Linked DNA regions of Homo sapiens: region 1 is linked to region 2. Evidence: chromatin loops called from intact Hi-C (ENCODE). Cell type or tissue: IMR-90. All regions are shown on one strand. Each heading gives the region's core, and the rest is flanking DNA. Links, peaks and the distances in the headings are about the cores only. Region 1 has its middle 11 kb from the start of GJB2. Region 2 holds the start of LOC105370102 (a long non-coding RNA gene).

Region 1 (8,139 bases), core at 140-8,139, 91 kb before region 2:
GGAGGCAAGGCTGGAAAACAAACAATTTCATAGTGCTTGAATTTTGGAGCCATGTTAGATGCAAGGTAAGCCAAATGATATGAAATCTATGTCTCAACCTGCTTCCAGTTTGAACAGTAGTAAAACCAAAGAAACTAGCCATTATACAGTGGCGGCATAGGAAATTCAGGTTAGGCTGAGGAGCAAAGTAAAACGTCCTTGTTTCCATTAGATATCAGTGGTGCACTCAATTTAGTGAACACTACAGCTCAGTCTCAGCTCAACCTGACTCTTGATGAAATCTGATCAGATTCTCATTCCAGCCAGCTGGCAGAGAGAAAAGGACTTGCACTCACTAGAAAAAACAAAAACAAAACACTCCTGGAGAGTCTTTTATATGCAATGTCTAACCTTCAGTAAAAAAATCACAAGACGTGAGGAAATAGGAAAATGAGATCCATAATCAGGAGGAAAAAAAAAAACAGTCAATAGAAGTAGATACACTACATATTGAAAATAAAAGTATGGGAAAATGTACATACACAATGCAAACTTAAATTATAGGGAAGCTGGGGTGGCTTTACTGTACAAAATATACTTCAAAACAAGGAAACTAACAGAGTTAAAAAGACATCTCAAATGGTAAAAGGGTCTTTTCATCAAGAAGACATCAATCTTGGCCAGGTGCAGTGGCTCACACCAGTAATCCCTGCACTTTGGGAGGCCCAGGCAGGCGGATTGCCTGAGGTCAGGAGTTCAAGACCAGCCTGGCTAACATGGCAAAACCCCATCTATACTAAAAATACAAAAAATTAGCTGGGCGTGGTGGTGGGCGTCAGCAATCCCAGCTAGACGGGGAGATTCATTTGAACCCAGTGGGCGGAGGTTGCAGTGAGCTGAGTTCGCACCATGCACTCCAGTCTGGGCAACTGGGCGAGACTCCATTTCAAAAAAAAAAAAAAAAGAAGAAGACATCACTCTTAAATGTGTATTCCCTAAGTAACAGAGATCCAAAATACACAAAGCAATATTAAGAACACCAAAGGGAAAAATGACAAATCCATATTCATAGTTATAATAACTGAGTAATTGACAGAACATGTATATAATAAAAATCAGTAAGGATATAGAAGATCTAAGGAATACTATCAGCTAATTTGGCCTCACTTACATTTATAGAACACCAGGTTTAGCAACTGCATAATACACATCGTTTTCAAGTGCATGTGAAATGTTTGTTGAGAAAAGACATGCTGAACTATGAAATGTCTCAATAAATTCCAAGGAATAGAAATCTCACAGAATATATTCTCTGACTGTTGCAGAATTAAACTAGATATATGAATATCTAGAAAATACCAAACATTTGGAAATTAAATAACAAATAACCCATGAGTAAAAGAAGGAATTTTGAGACATTTGAAATGTTTAAAATCAATGAAAATGAAAACATAAATATTAAAATTTGGGGTATGTACCTGAAGCAGTGCTAACAGAGAAATTTTTGCCTTAAATATTAAAAATAAATATTAGAAAAAGAAGAAAAATTTAGAATTGACTATTACATTTCCACCTTAAGAAGTGTGAAAAAAGAACAAATGAAACTCATTGTATGTACAGAAAGGAAATAACAAATATAAAAAAATCAATTAAGTAGAAGGCAACTAATAGAGAAAATCAAACAAAGCCAAAGTTTAATACTTTGAAAATATTAATAAAATTGATAAACTCTTTGTCTTAGCTTGGGCTGCCATAACAAAATACCATAGACTGGGTAGCTTAAACAACAGAAACTTATTTTGTCATGGTTCTGGAGGCTGGAAGTCCAAGATCAGGATGCCAGTATGCTTGGGTTCTGGTGAGGGCTTTCTTCCTGGCTTGCAGATGGTAGCCTTCTTGCTGTGTGCTCACATGGCAGAGAGAGAGAGAGGTGCAAGCTCTCTGGTGTCTCTTTTTATAAGGGCGCTCATCCCATCATGAGGGCCACACCCTCATAACCTCATCTCAACCTAGCTATCTCCCAAAGGCTCAGTCTCCAAACACCATCACACTGCACAGTAGTGCTTTGATGTATGATTGTTGGAGGGACACAATTCTGTCCATAACATTCCAAGCAACAGTAATTAAGGAAAAAAGAGAAAAAACATAAACTATGTCATCAGGAATGAAAGAGGGGAAATCACAACAGATCCTACAGACACTAAAAAAGTTAATAATAAAATGTAGGAACAATTTTCTTCCAATAAATTCAATAACTTGATTGAAGTGAACAAATTTAAATTCCTTGAAAAATACAACTTATCAAAATGGGCACAAACAGAAATGAAAAAATGTATCTATTAAGAAAATTGAATTTGTAACAAAAACCTTTCCCACAAATAAAACTCCAGGCCCAGATAGCTTCACTGGTGAATTCTACTAACATTTAAGTAATAAATAATACAAATTGTACTCTAATTATTTGTCATGTACATATGTCATTATATATTTATGCAAGTACTTCTGGAGGATAATGTCCTCAAACTAGATGTGATGGGTCAAAATGTACATGCATTTGTTATTTTGATGGATATAGCCAAATTGCCTTCCATGGGGATTGAACCAATTTTCATTCCATCAGCAATGAGAAGACCTGTTTTTCTACACCTTTGCCAACAGATTTATACTAGTTTAAAAAATTTAAACCAGTTTAAAATTTTTCACTGATAGTTATTAAACACGTTGATGTGAAATGAGTGATAGAGGATTCTTCTCATTGACCAATTACTGGAGCTTTTATTTTCAGAAAATGTGTGTCTTCTTCTTATTTCTTTGATTTTTCTCACTGACCAATTACTAGAGCTTTTATTTTCAGAAAATGTGTGTCTTCTTATTATTCCTTCATATATTTTGTTTTTTTTCTTGTTAATTACTGGAGCAAAAATTTAAATTAAGGTGGCATAACAGGGTGGGTGTGTGAGGTCCTTGGAAAGAAGTATGTGGGTGAAGTTTCTTGAGCCCTGCATTCGAGATCAGTACCAATCTCTTCCTCCAGAAGATGTTTTATGAAACCTTCTAACAAGTAGAAAAGCTGTAGTTTTGAGTTTTATTTCACCTATAGGAATATTAAGAAATAGTAATAGAGAAGCAGGAAAGAAGAGAGAAAAAGATGTACTTCATAACCATCTTTTCAATACTCACGAAAAACTTTTTTTTTTTTTTTCTGAGACAGAGTCTCACTCTGTCGCCCAGGCTGGAGTGCAGTGGTGCTATCTCGGCTCACTGCAACCTCTGCCTCCCGGGTTCAAGCAATTCTTGTGCCTCAGCCTCCTGAGTAGCTGGAATTACAGGTGTGTGCCACCATGCCCAGCTAATTTTTTTGTATTTTTAGTAGACATGGGGTTTCACCATGTTGGCCAGGCTGGTCTCAAACTCCTGACCACAGGTGATCTTCCCGCCTCGGCCTCCCAAACGGCGTGAGCCACCGCACCTGGCCAGGAAAAACTGTTGAAGACTATATGTATGTCTTTAATTTAAAGAGATTTGGAAACCGAGTTAGAAGATTCATTTAGGTGACTTCGACTTCCTGCAACATGTCAGTAGGACCTGTCCAAGAAGTTTCTCTTCCCACATTAAATATAATAATTCTCAATAAAATATCACATAAAAACCTTGACAAATAACTAAGTGAAAGAAATAAAGAAAGGCAGGTCTCGAAGTGCCAGAAATAAAGATAGAACTCAAGGTTGGCACTGTTGAGTAGAGAGTGGCTCTATGGTGGCCAACAGGAGAATGAGTCTGAATGCAGCACATAGAGGCCCAGGCTGATGCTAACTTCTTCCCAGCAGGATTTATTTTTGCTTCTGGAAGGCAGTTGGGGTAGGGAAAGTACTATTAATCCAGCCAAAGATTAAGCGAATTCAAAGCTTGGCTTTAGTCTTGGTGAGCGTCAGCCAATTTCCAGGTGAGTCCTTCTCCCAGCTATCCCTTTCAATGTCTGAACTGAAAGCCTGGGGTATCTATTTAGGGTTTTTGTTTGCTTGTTTATTCCTTGTTTTGCAAATCGGCAACTGTCTTATCCCTTTGCTTTTTCTTTCTTTCTGGGATCTTCAAGCCCTTGCTACTTTGGCAGCCCTCTGATGCTTTCAAACAGATGTTTTGTCTACATTGCTCCACTTCTCTTTTTCTCAGCAGTAGCATTTGTTTTGGATAAACTAACTCACCATTATTTCAACCAGAAACAACCTGCTCGATTACTTAAAATTATATAGTAGATAATGTTAAAATTTCTTATTTTACTTACTAAATGTTTTTAAATTTCCCTTATAAATGATATTTTTATTATTTCAGATGACCTATTATGTGAAACTTATTTAGGATAGACTTTTAAGTTTTTATTCATTCATGGGTATAAGTTTTCATTTATTGAGTTGTGAGCTTTAATAGAAGTAATTACTATTTTGATAAAATGTATGTATGTTCAGCTTTTAATAATAGGACTTTTGAGCATCATTTTTATCCAGTGGTTATGTTACTAGCAACAATAAGCCGCTACTTTTGTTGAAACAATAAAACTGCATTTTATTTCTGAAATACAAACTATTACTGATTCTTACACAATGTCAAAAATGTTCTAGGCTATTCTGCTTTTGTTTAGACTATCAAGAGATACTCTAGGCTATAATTCACTTTTTTTTTCTCCTACAGATTCTGAAGATTGCTGTTTTTGATATTCAAAAGGAATATTAAAAATTATCCAAAGTCTGTTTCCTATTTCTGAGGTTTTATTTTTAATATTTTATTCTAGGTTTCTGAATTTATAACTATAAAATACTGCTCCCTTACTACTCACAGAAGAATGACAACTTATTAATCATTAGTCAAAAGTAACAATGACATAATTTGAGGATAACATTAGCCTGGTGATTCTCTACAGTGTGCGGGGCTGCCCGACATTGCATGTAGCAGCCACGCTGTCCTGTGAGATGGGGGCTGAGCTGGCAGGGACACCTGTGGGGGCGTCTCAGGTGTCTCGGGCTCTCCCTCGAGGCCCATTTGTCAATGGGCTGTATGATATCTTAGGACAATTAGCTGGATCTGTGAGTTTATGATAGCATTCACCATACATTATTAATTCAGTTTACTTCTTTCTTGTTGTAGTCTCTATCATATTATTTCCAACTAGTATGGAAGCAATTTGATAATTCCACAAGTAGAATGGCTATACCTGCAGCTGAGAAAACCTATTTACTGATGAAATACTTCAATACAAAGAAAATTTCTTTTAAGGGTAAATTAATTCTCATTTATAATTTTTGAAATAAGTAATATATAATCAGCAAAAATTAAGAAACTACAGAATTAGGGCCGGGCATGATGGCTCACACCTGTAATCCCAGTACTTTGGGAGGCCGAGTCAGGCAGATCACCTGAGGTAAGGAGTTCGGGCCCAGCCTGGCCAACATGGCAAAACCCCATGTTTCTACTAAAAATGCAAAAAACTAGCTGGGCTTGGTGGCACACGCCTGTATTCCCAGCTACTCAGGAGGCTGAGGCATGAGAATCGTTTGAACCTAGGAGGCGGAGGTTGCAGTGAGCAGATATGGCGATGCAGCCTGGGCAACAGAGAGAGACTCTGTCTCAAAAAACAAGAAGAAGAAGAAGAAAAGAAACTACAGAATTAGGTAGAATAAAAACTAAAAGAATAAAAAGTAAAAGTCATCCCTGTTCCCTCCCCATGAACAGTTTGGTGTATGATTGTTCATTCTTCTTCTGTACACACACACACACACACACACACGGAGGTTTGTGGCCACAGCCCATGTTTTTCAGTTCTGTCAGTGTGCAGAGATCTACCTTGTTCTGTTCCATAGCTCCACTATAATTTATTTAACCTTTTCCTTACTAACTGTGAGAAAATTCTGATGATGGAAACATGGTAGACAAGGCTTCACTGAGGGGCATGAATGGAAGGACATTAGCGATGTTGCCTGGAGACAGCCTGACTAGTGCACCCCACAGTGAAACTCTCAAAGTTTTTGAACAATACAAAAAACCAAAACTCACTGTTCTCATGATGTTCATGTTTTCCCCTCTGCCTTCCCTTCCCTTTCTTTCATAAATTCTGTCTTTGCTCCCCTCCCCCATTTACAACAGTTTAACAGCTATTCTTTACATAAATGAGTAAATGTTTTCCAGATACTAACTAATGCTTCTGGGTTATTCTTTAATAAGGGATATATATGTCATTTCCATTTTTATACTATTATACATAATTTTGCAAAATCATCCTTATTTTTTTTTGCACTTGAATATTTCTGCAGGGTAAATTCCTAAAAGTGGGATTACTGCATCAAAAAGGATCTCTGTTTACGATTTTGGTAAGGCCTGTGGGAATGAATTTCTGGTGCTAGATGAGGAGACAGATGGCAGCTAGGTGGGGCAGACGCACTACACCAGGCAGGAGGCCTTTGGGGTCCTCCCTGTCATATGCAGTTCACAGGTGTCTTCCCACCTTGCCCTGTGCGCTCTCCTGAGTCTGTGTGATTGAGGGAGAACCTAAGAGAGCACTTGGGAAGAGCCCCCGAGGGCAGCCGGGGCTTGCCGCCTCACCCTTTTGGTTTCACATCCCAGAAATCAGTAAGGCAGGAATTGGAGGCTGCTTCTTGCCTTAGCAACTCGGTGACCTTAGGCAGAACAGTTCAGCCTTCTGAGTGTCCTTCCTCTTCTGTAAGGGGAGCGTAAACCGTCCTCCATGCAGAACGTGTACTGTGCCTGGCACAGCACTGGGGCATTAGGATCTCCAAATTAAAGGCTCACTCTGCGGGATGGAGGCAGCCACAGCTGGAAGAAGGAACATTTGGGGCCAGAAGTCCCCCTACCTCCGTCCTAAGAGAGAAGATGGGAATAACGACCCTCGCTGAAATGATTGCTCTCTGGCCAGCTCGCCTCGCATCCACATCCAAATCTGGGAGGCACAGAGCGCATCAGGACATCGGGTTCTGTCAGTGTAATGGGCGTGGCTCCTGACCTTCTGTCTGTATCAGAGAAGATAAGGGAGAACATTTGAAAGAAAGGAGAAAGAAGATAGCCACTGGAGAACAGAGCAAAGGAGCCAGCAGAAAAAGACGAGACGGCTGTAGCCCCACAGGAAGCAGAAACCGATAGGCTAAGTAGGATACACACAAAGAAAAGTAGATCCCGAGAGGCATTTCCCCGAGGGCTTTCATGTGGTTTCTCGTGAGGAGAAGCTGACTGCAGGGTGTTTGAAAGAACGACTTATGCAGCCATAAAAAATGATGAGTTCATGTCCTTTGTAGGGACATGGATGAAATTGGAAATCATCATTCTCAGTAAACTATCACAAGGACAAAAAAGCCAAACACCGCATGTTCTCACTCATAGATGGGAATTGAACAATGAGAACACATGGACATAGGAAGGGGAACATCACACTCTGAGGACTGTTGTGGGGTGCGGGGAGGGGGGAGGAATAGCATTAGGAGATATACCTAATGCTAAATGACGAGTTAATGGGTGCAGCACACCAGCATGGCACATGTATACATATGTAACAAACCTGCACATTGTGCACATGTACCCTAAAACTTAAAGTATAATAATAATAAAAAAAAGAAAAAAGAAAAAAAAAGATTAAATTTCCTAGAAAATCTTTGTTCCAAAAAAAAAAGAAAGAACGACTTATCGTTCTTTCGATCTCTTACGGCTGGATATCTAAGGGCCCATCCAATGCCTAGAGATGGAGGCTGGAGAAGTCCTCGCTGGGGAGATGCGCAGGGCAGGCAGGGAGGGCAGCAGCTGGTGACACGGTGGCCCTCCCAGGGCGGGGACTGCCTGACCCCTCCAACCCCATCCCCGCGTGGAACAGGTTGCTGAAAAACAAACTCATGTTTTCAGTCCATAGGGCTGAAAAGGGTCTGTCTATAGTGATTACACACCAATGACTGAATGCAGCCCACATTTCACAGCCGCAGGTCCAGAGTGGAACTGTTTCAGAGAGGCACAGCTATTTCTACGGGCCGCTCGAAATGGCATGTGTCTGGGAGCGTTTCTGAAGACCAGCATGAGATGAGGATGACCTGAGGGACTTATCAAAATGCAGATTCTGGAGCCCATCCCGGGCTGACTGAATTCGACCTTCTGAAGGTGGGTGCTGGGATG
Region 2 (9,877 bases), core at 738-8,737:
TTATAATGCCTTACACAGTTGTGGCTCTAAGTCATGCACTTAAAATAATAATAGCAGTTGACATTTATGAAATGCCAGGTTCAGACTCTGTGTTTGCATGTATTGTTCCATTTAATCTTCAAAACCACCTTATAAAGTTAGGAATGACAATCTCCATTTCACAGAAACTGAAGGGCAGAGAAATTAAAGGAACAAGGCCAAGTTCAACTAAATGCATAACAAAAACTAGTGGAGACATGGAAGATGCAGAGATGAAATTGTACTTGCAGACTTCAATGTTATACTATCAGGTTTCAGGGGCTTTTGAAGACCCACTGAGCACAGTAGACTGCTAGGTTGTGGTCTCAACCCCCACAAAAGACCTTGCCCAGTGCTTACCTTTCTTATATTTAAAAATATTATATTATATTGCAAGCCCAAGCCCAGGGCGTCTGTTTCCTTCCCTCCTCCCTGCCTCTCCTCTTTATGCACACACATACGTGTGTGCATGTGTGTGTGTGTGCGCACATGCACCTGTGTATGTTAGCCATTCCAATGTTAACATTTTTTTCTTAATTAGTAGCTAATATTTTTAAAGTTAGGGGATTCCACCTGTAAACGTGGTGTTCTGGGGCCCCACTGCTGTGGCACGTGGCTTGCAGCTGGGCAGCAGCTGTGGATGGGCGTGGCCCTCCACTGTGCTTCCTTGAGCTGTACTTTGCTGTCGGGTGGCTGCTAGGCCCCTGCAGGTGTTTAATTTCTGATACAAATGACAATCCCTCAGGTCCCATTTAGCTCTGACATTTTGTGGTTCTGAGGTGAGACTAACTAACCTATAAAGAAAACGTGCCCAAAAGAAAAGGCAATAGATTTGTTCTCTAAGGAACTGCTATTAAGACCCAAGGGTAATTAATCCCAATTGTCTCACCAAAGAATTTTTCTGAGTTATTAATTTTTGTTGTGATAAAAAACACATAACATAAACTTTGCTATCTTAACTGTTTTTGAGTTTACAGCTCAGTGGCATCAATTCCATCACATTGCCATGCATATCACAGTCCCTCTCCTGAACTTCTTCATCTTGCAGATCTGAAACTCTGTACCCATGAACAATAACTCCCTGTTCTCCCCCGCCCCAGCCCCTGGTAACCACCATTCTACTTTCTGTCTGTATGAATATCCCTACTCTTGGTACCTCGTATAAGTGGAATCACACAGTATTTGTCCTTTTGTGACTGACTTATTTCACTTAGCATAATGTCCTTAAAGTTCTTCCATGTGGTACCACGTGACAGGATTTACTTCCTTTTTAAAGTTTCCCTTGTATGTATACACTACATTTTTGTTATCTATTCATCTGTTGATGGACATGTGGGTTGCTTCAGCCTCTAGGCTATTGTGAATAGAGCTGATATGAACATGTGCATATTTGCACACGATGTGTAACTATCTCTTGAGATTCTGCTTTCAGTGCTTTTGGACAGATATCCAGAAGTGGAGCTGCTCGGCCATGTGGTGATTCCATTTTTAATGTTTTTAGGAACTGCCATACTGTTTTCCATAGCAGTCGCAACATTTTACAGTTTCACCAACAGTGTGCAAGGGTTTTCAGAGTTTTTGAAGGATGGAAATTTCATGTTATATAAACCGTTTCAAAGTATATAAACAGACGGTATTGAGAGGTGACAGCGTGCTGGCAGTCCTTGCAGCCCTCGTTCGCTCTCGGCGCCTCCTCTGCCTGGATTCCCACTTTGGCGGCACTTGAGGAGCCCTTCAGCCCACCGCTGCACTGTGGGAGCCCCTTTCTGGGCTGGCCAAGGCCGGAGCCGGCTCCTTCAGCTTGCAGGGAGGTGTGAAGGGAGAGGCGCGAGCGGGAACCAGGCTGCGCGCGGCGCTTGCCGGGCCAGCTGGAGTTCCGGGTGAGTGTGGGCTTGCCGGGCCCCGCACTCGGAGCGGCCGGCCAGCCCTGCCGGCCCCGGGGAATGAGGGGCTTAGCACCCGGGCCAGCGGCTGCGGAGGGTATGCTGGGTCCCCCAGCAGTGCCAGCCCACCGGCGCTGCGGTAGATTTCTCGCAGGGCCTTAGCTGCCTCCCTGCCGGGCAGGGCTCGGGACCTGCAGCCCGCCATGCCTGAGCCTCCCCACTCCCCGTGGCGGGGGGGGGTTCTATTTTTCAGGGTTCTAGAAATGCTGTGAAGCTGTTTTTAATTTACAAATAATTTTTTCTTATTACTCTATTTTTTTCTTATTACTTGTGTATTAAGTATGTGACCTTCCTACCTGGGCCTTAGTTTTCTTCACCTTATTGTTTGAGCGATTACACAGACAACACATGAATGCATTCTACCAAAAATGTCAAATAATGGAGAATTATATAAGTAATAAATAATGGAAGTTCCCTGGTGAGCCATCCCATGCCCCATCCCTCTTTCCTCCACAGGGGTAACCCCTGTTTTGGTGGCTTTTTTTTGTTTTTTGTGCACTGACATACGTATTGTCTGTGGACACATCTAAATTTAAAAGAATGTTATTAGGATCACAACATGCGTATCATTCTGCAGTGGGCCATGGTTTTCTTATTAAAGCACTAAATTAATTGAGCCCTAAGATATGCATTTCTTTTGTTCCTAGGTAAATGAATATTCAGGCATTTGGTGTTATTGTTGTTTTCAATCATCCCATAAAGAGAATTTCACTGTGTTTTCTTAGGACCAGTAGGAACACAGTGTTTATAGTTTTCCCTGGTGTAGCCATTCCCTCTGAATACATTCATTACTTCTTGTATATTTTTGGTTGATGCCCTTGGAGTTTCTTTCTATACAGTCATGTAATACACAAGTAATGTGAAAAAGTCTATTGCGATTATTGATAAAGTTATATACGTTTAAGCTATTTAAATTAAAAATTTTTTTTTGAAATGATCAAATAGTAAATCTGATCTTTTGGGGGGTCATACAGTTCTGTGGATTTTAGCACATGAATAGATTTATGTCTCCACCACTGAACACCAGGTAGGATGCAGAGCTCTTCAGTCACCCCAATAAGCTCCCTTGTGCTAGCCCACGGCAGTCCCTCGGGCCCTCAACCCGCAGTCACTCATCTGTTCTCCATTTCTGCGGTTTTGTCTGTTGGAGGAGGTCATATACATGCGAGATAATAAAGCACAAAGTTTTTCACAATCTGGACTTCACCCATCTCTCCAGTGAATCATTTGGTTTTAGCTTAATCCCACTTATCCTTCAAAACTCATGTCGAATGTCATCTCTCTGTCACCTGTCCCGGGACCTCTGTACTCTGCCGGTAAGTTGATTCAGGCGCCCTTTCTCTGGGCTCCCATGATATCCTGCACGTGCTTCTAATCTAGTGCTTTTCACATGCCAGGTATTATTATGTCTCCTGTTAGACTCCATGCTTTGTGGAGGCCGAGATTATGCCTTATTCAAATTAGTTTCTCAATTGCTTATATATACATATATTTACATATGTTAGTTTGTAACATGTAAATTAACAAATTAGTTTCTCAATTGCATACATATATTTACATATGTATATACATATGAGAATTGTATATATACATATATTTACAGTATATACAGTATATATATATACTGTGTATACATATGTAAATAGTAATTGTTTACTAAATATATAATGAATAGATAAATAATTAAGGGAGATACTGAAGATGGTGGCTCCCAACTGTGAGTGTGTGGGTGCCAAAGCTAAGAGCAAATAAAAGCAACAGTATCTGGAAACTTGCAAAATACAAGAATTTGAGGTTTCTTAGGAAAAAAATCACAAATAGAAAGGCGTGCCCAGATTCAACCATTTACTAGATATTATAAGTCCACACACATAGATAGCTCAATACAAATATTCTAGTAAATATTTATACCCAATAGCTAGTTTCAGTAGTAGCCAACAGTGTTGGGTTAGGAGTCGTGAATTTTCCAGCCAGCTCTCATCTCTGTGGCTGTAAGGGAGGAGTTCTGGAACCACCTCTAGACTCAGTGGGATGGGGTGAGGGGGCTCTAGATCCCTGACCTCAGCTTTAATCAGAGTCCTGCTTTTGTTTGTTTTCAACTTGAAGAAAGAGTTCCACTGCTTAAAAAAAATACAAGTGTGAGCGCCACCACTGGAGGCCTGTGGCACATGCAGTCCACATCCATCCTTGATGTGCCAACTTCCTCCCGATTCACTTTCCCTGGGGTATTCTTCAATTCCACCATTGTCTTTGGCATTTGATTCTATTCACTGTTAGAATCCACTCTTACCCTGCTCTTGTGAATTTCAGCCACGTTGTGGAAACTGCCATGAGTTTGGATGTTCTCTGGGGTCTGTCATGGGAATGTGGTCTGCAGCCATCTCCTAAAACTCCTCCACTAACCACGAGGCACTCAAACTGCCCCTTTCAGAGCCCTTTGCCATGAAAACTCTTCTTGATGGATAATTATGTTAGCTATGAATAATCTTTTCTCTTATTTATGCTGTTCATTTTTTGTTATTTGTTTATTACTTTTTTTTTTTTTTTTTAGGGACAGGATGTTGCTCTGTTGCCCAAGCTGGAGTGCAGTGGTGCAATCATGGCTCAATGCAGTCTTGAATTCCTGGGCTCAAGAGATCCTTATGCCTCAGCCTCCCTAGCAGCTGGGATTGCTTTTAGGCTTAGCTTTTTGTTTGTTTGTTGTAGAGATGGGATCTCACTATGTTGTCCAGGCTAGTCTCAAACTCCTGGCTTCAAGTGATCCTCCACCCTTGGCCGGCCTCCCAAAGAGCTGGGATTACAGCTGTAAGCCACCTTGCCCAGCCCATTTTTCACTTATTTATAGTGTTCATTATGTAGCACAAAAGTATGAGACTTATAAATAACAGGACCAGTATCATCTGAATTCCAAAGTCAAATGTAACTCTCAACTATTGTAATTTGAATGTGATGATGATACACTCATAGTATCTTCAACCCACAGTGCCTAATTCTGAGTGGGAAGGAGGAGAGGCCAATGATCACCTTCAAAGGAGGGTGACAAGGGAGCAGGAGGACAGGGAGGGGCTAGACACAGGTGATGAGGAGGAAAGCAGCTTCAGCAAATGTGCGAGTGTGGGAGGACAGAAGTCAAGGAAGTTCCCGTCCAGAGAGGTATCTCCCGGCAGGGACATCCTGGGGGGCAGAACAGGTCGAAGCCATGACAAGGAACAAGATGTGATACTTCTGGTGGCTGGTGGAGGAGTCGGGTGCAGGTCAGTGGAATTGAGGAGGTCAGGGCGTGAGGCTGCTGGCCAGGGGGACTGGCAGTGTGGGGTTTGTGGCCAAGCAGCCTCCTAACACCCTCAGTCAAGTCTCTCAGTGCTATTGAAGTTGCTTAAAAGCAAAACTGCCTTTCTTAATAAAAAGTGTCCTTTTATTTATATTTATAAAAAGTTTTTATTTTATTTATAAAAAGTAAAAAACTTTCCACTACACCGTGTTTCAGCTTCTGTGGCTGACCCAGCTCCAGGAGGAGGCCTGCTTGATTAGAGACTAGGATAAAGAAAGGCCCTGGGCAATGAAGCAGCTGGGCTCCCCAGCGGTGGGCCTGTGGGAGACTTGCCTCGGAGGGAACCTCAGCTCCCCGAGGCGCGGGGGCACAAACTGAGCAGACCCAGGAGCCAGTCCTGAGTGAGGGCTCCGGGAAGATGGAGAACAGGTGCTGCAGAGACTGTGGCTGGAGATTAGCAAGGAATGAAGAAAAAAGACTCCTTTACAGCAGGAAGGGCCCTGCCGATATATGACTGATACTGTGTTTAATTGCCACAATTTGGCACTTTCTTCAAGGGAGTTTTCTGCGGGTCTGTGTGGTGACAAAACCCATGGTGTACTCTGCTGATGAGTGAAGGTGGAGGTCCGTGGAGTTGAGGAGCCAGGCTGCGGCGAGTTGTGTGTCCGTGGTTATCAACAGGGATGTTTTGGCCAATTAGGAGCGAGGCCAGTTGGACAGTTGATAATTGAGAGTTATTCAGGTGTGAACATTCTTATTTAAAAGGGTAAGCGTATCAGCAGCCCAGGGCTGCTATAACAAGGTCCCACAAACTGTGTGGCTTAAAACAGCAGGAATTAATTTTCTCACACATCTGGAGGCCAGGAGCCTGAGATCCAGGTGTTGGCAGAGCCACCAGTCCCCTGAGACTCTGGGCTGAGTCCTGTGCCTGTCCCTAGCTCCTGGTGGTGGCCATCCGTCCCTGAAGTTCCCTGCTTGGAGCGGCATCACTCTATTATCTGCCTTTTTTTTTTTGGTATGGCATTTTAATTTTTTTCCTAGAATAATTCTTGTCCTTTCTGTGTTTGCTGGCTGGCTTAGTTTTTTTTTTTGTTTTTTGTTGTTTGTTTGTTTGTTTGTTTTAATGTACCCTTCACTAATCCAGCCCCATACATTCAAACAGACTATAAAACTCCTCTCAGTGGTCCAATACTTCAGATAAGCTACCACTCCATTTTTTTTCTGGCAGTACCGCCCTCTGTCTCCCTGTCCTCCTCTCCCTCTAGGCCACTTCCATAGCCGTCTTCCTGTCACTGTCATCCTGGAAACCTCCCTTGCCTCTCACCTCTGTTGGATACCGTGATTCGAGAACCCATGTCTTCCTGTCTCCGGGTGACTCCCCCGTTTTGGTGGAGAATATACTCCAAGAAGTTCCTGAGAAAAGGTGCATGAAAGATCCATTTTTTTTTGAGACCCTTTAGGTACAAAAGTACCTTTAAAGTCACTCTTGATTGATGGTTGAAGGCAGCAATCATCCTCCAGATCATACTATGACTGTTGAGAAGTCTAATGTCTTTCTGGAACCTCTCATCAAGTTCACTGAGTCATTCCTCAGCTCGTGTTCAGGCTAGCAATTCATCCACTGAAAGAATTATTTGATTTGATATCATGTTTCTAAATTTCTAGCTTTTTCATTAGATTCTTTCTTACGGTTTCCATCTCTGCTGAAATTCCTCATCCCTTCATGCCTGTTGTCTACCTTTTCTACTGGATCTTTTAACAACTTAATCATAGTCTGTATTTATTTACTTGTTTATTTTTGAGACAGGGTCCTGTTCTGTCACCCAGGCTGGAGTGCGCTGGTGTGATCATAGTGCTCTGCAGCCTCAAACTCCTGGGCTGAAATGATCCTCCCACCTCCATCTCCCAAAGTGCTGAGATTATGGGCATGAGCCATTGCACCAGCCTTCGTCTGTATTTTAAAGTCTGTGTGTGATAGTTACCGAGTTGGAGTTTTGTTGTTCCTGTCATTACCTTCAGTGCACCGTGGGTTTCAGATACCCCTGTGACAGGCTGCTGTCATGCCTGGTGCTTAGAGAGGGACTCAGGAGCCAGAGGGTTTTCTCAGTGTTCTTGCTTGCTCCCTTTCAGCGTTCGGCCATCCCTATACCACAGCACACAGGGGGCTCTCTCTGCTCTTGGCCCTCCCAGAGCAGTAGATTGCTGTCGTTTGTTACTCAGAGCTGGACTTGCGGTGGGGGCTTGGCGGGGCTCTCTGTTGTCCTGTTTCAACCTCGGTCTTAGGCAGGCCCTATGCACCTGGGCCTCAGGGACGGAGCTTGTTAAGCATTCCTTCGCCTTCTCCCCTTGGCCACCATGCTGCTTGTATCTGCATTTGGATTTGGGTGGGAGTTTTCTCCCCCACCTCCATCACCTGCAGACCTCTTCCTGTTGTAAATGTAGGATCCTGAACCCCAAATATGTTCTCCCGGTCCCCCAGTGGTATAGGGTTTTTGCTTCCACCATCCCCCAGCAGTGACCCAGCCCTTTGTCTGCATCCTGGGAGGGGCTGTCTCACCTCTCTCCTTGAAGCAGATGGGTCTGGCCTCTACTCTTTCCCCAGAAGCAACAGGCAAGAGGGTCTACAGTCCCTGCACCAGTAGCTTTTACGTCTCAGCAGGGAAGCATCCAAGGAAGTGGGAGGGGGTACCTGCTCCTCAGCCTTGCCGCAGCCTCTGTGCTCCTGCCCTCTTCCTGTGGTCTGGGTGTTTGTAAGGATTCACTGTGGAGCCCATGGAAATGAGCTCACCAGTAAGCACAGACTCTCCTTGCACCACAGGCACTGCATGTGCTTGCCCCCACTTGGCCTTTAAAAACGTGTTAAAATTTTAGCCAATTTCTTCTTACCCAATCGGCAACAATCTCTCTCTTTGTCCTCTGCTCCACCAAAGGTTTGTGTGTCCATCTCTCGTTGGAGGGGCTGATGCCTCTTTGAAATCCAGTTTACTTGGTTGCCTTATGAACTTAGTTCTCTTAGGGGCTCAAGAAACGTTTATTTTCTCATCTTTACAGTAGGGAAGACACCAGTGCTGCTTTCTACATCCTAGGCAGACGTGACTTCTTCCAGTGCTATTTCAACTCCATGTCCTTTGTGTCTGACCTCATTTGTCCTTGCTGAAAGCATTTAGGATCTTCTCTGGAATGATGATGTTCTAAAGTTTCAACACAATTTTTCATGGTGTCAGTCAGTCTGTTTTTATTTATTGGGAAATTTTTCTTACCTCCATTTTTTCCTTAAGTCTGCTCTACCTAGAACTCTAATTTTGGACTTCCTGGATTTCTTATTCGATTTTTAAAAATATTTTTTCTCCTATATCTCAGAGCTCATTTATCTTTTTTGTTCTGCTTTCTGGGAGATCATTCTTATCTTATCATCCTATCTAAACAGAGAGAGAGATTTCCTTAAATGCCTGAAGCCAAAAGAGAGGCGGAAAACGTCCTTCTCGGATTTTGCCGCTTGATTCAGAGTAGGGCACTCCTTCGGTGCTAGCCAGGCCACCTGTGACTTTACTGTGGCCTTCACATCCTGCTTTGTAGACTTCCCCCCTACACTCCAGATCCACCAGACTGTATTAGTCCCTGGCACCAGCAAGCTGCACCAGGAATGTGGCCACCATCCCCAAAGCCACTACCACTAGGGGATGGGACCGTAGTCAGGTAGGGGAACGGGCCACATTGCTGTTTTATTGAAATCCAGCTGCCTTTTCTTCATTTTTCAGTGCCTTGGTTGCTACAAATTTCAGATTAGATTCCAGAGTCCCCCAAAAGCTGATACCAACAGTCTTTGGCAGCTATGGCTGTTTCAGTGGAGGGACTTTTTCTTTCGGTGCCCGAGTCTTCCTTGACTGTGATGTCATGCCTCTATTTATTTTGTACATTTCTGCTCTCATACTTTTAACTTCTCAGAGCTTATCTTGTTTTCTAAATGTTCTATTTTCATAACATTTCTTTCTTAGTTCATGAAAATGATACCCATCTTTGAGGATATTAATTATAGTGGAAGGTTTGGGGATATTTTATTTTCTTGCTTCCTGAATTGTTTTTTTCCTCTGATTTATTTTTTTCAGTTTGTTTTATCTTTTCCTTTAAGAGCATTCTTGGAGAATGCAGTTGACTGTTAATACTGAGAAGTCACATAGTAAAATGTTGCTTGGAGTCTCTGTGCGTGGCAGGGCTTTGGCTGGTGTCTCTACAGCGGGGTGACTGGCGGAAGTCTCATAGGAGGGCTAGACTTTTCCCTGGTCAGCACCTACACAGTCACGGAAGCCCTTGTTTTCAGGATGGCTGCTCCCTGTCTTCAGCAGTTCCTGGTGTCCCTGAGTCCAGAGCCTTTCAGGTTCAACCTCACTGGAGAACCAGCTACCATTCCCTTCAGAAGGGGAGGGCAGTTTCCTGGCTAGGGGGACACCGCTGCTCCGCGTATGGCCCTCCAGGGGGGCCCCTCTCAGCTCACTCCATCCCTCTGCCTTCGAGGCCCTGTCCCCACAGCGACTCTGCAGCAGGCACGGGAGGAACTCACCTGCAGGCAGTGAAGGTGCGATTTCTGCCGCCCTGCTGAGGTGGCCACCACCAGCACCCGTTTCCACTTTCCACATTTCGTTGCACT

What was found. A loop is a pair of places that touch in the nucleus more often than their neighbours do. Peaks named below come from ENCODE experiments on the same cell type or tissue, not always from the same donor. Only the 100,000 strongest peaks of a DNase experiment are listed, where the experiment ranks them.
Region 1: it touches region 2 in a loop (2.0-fold over the local background); 2 of 110 quality-filtered maps call a loop at or near these places.

What each region holds. Positions count from the first base shown.
Region 1 is chr13:20,199,867-20,208,005 of GRCh38, forward strand. No RefSeq gene overlaps it. Among named protein-coding and RNA genes, the nearest start is that of GJB2, 11 kb to the left of the region's middle. In IMR-90, for the core only: no CTCF peak of the experiment used is centred there; no DNase peak of the experiment used is centred there; H3K27me3 peaks cover 3,345 bases.
Region 2 is chr13:20,290,579-20,300,455 of GRCh38, forward strand. It overlaps LOC105370102 (a long non-coding RNA gene), which reads left to right and starts at 5,110. Exons shown (of 3, transcript XR_941720.2): 1 at 5,110-5,215. In IMR-90, for the core only: no CTCF peak of the experiment used is centred there; no DNase peak of the experiment used is centred there; H3K27me3 peaks cover 2,207 bases.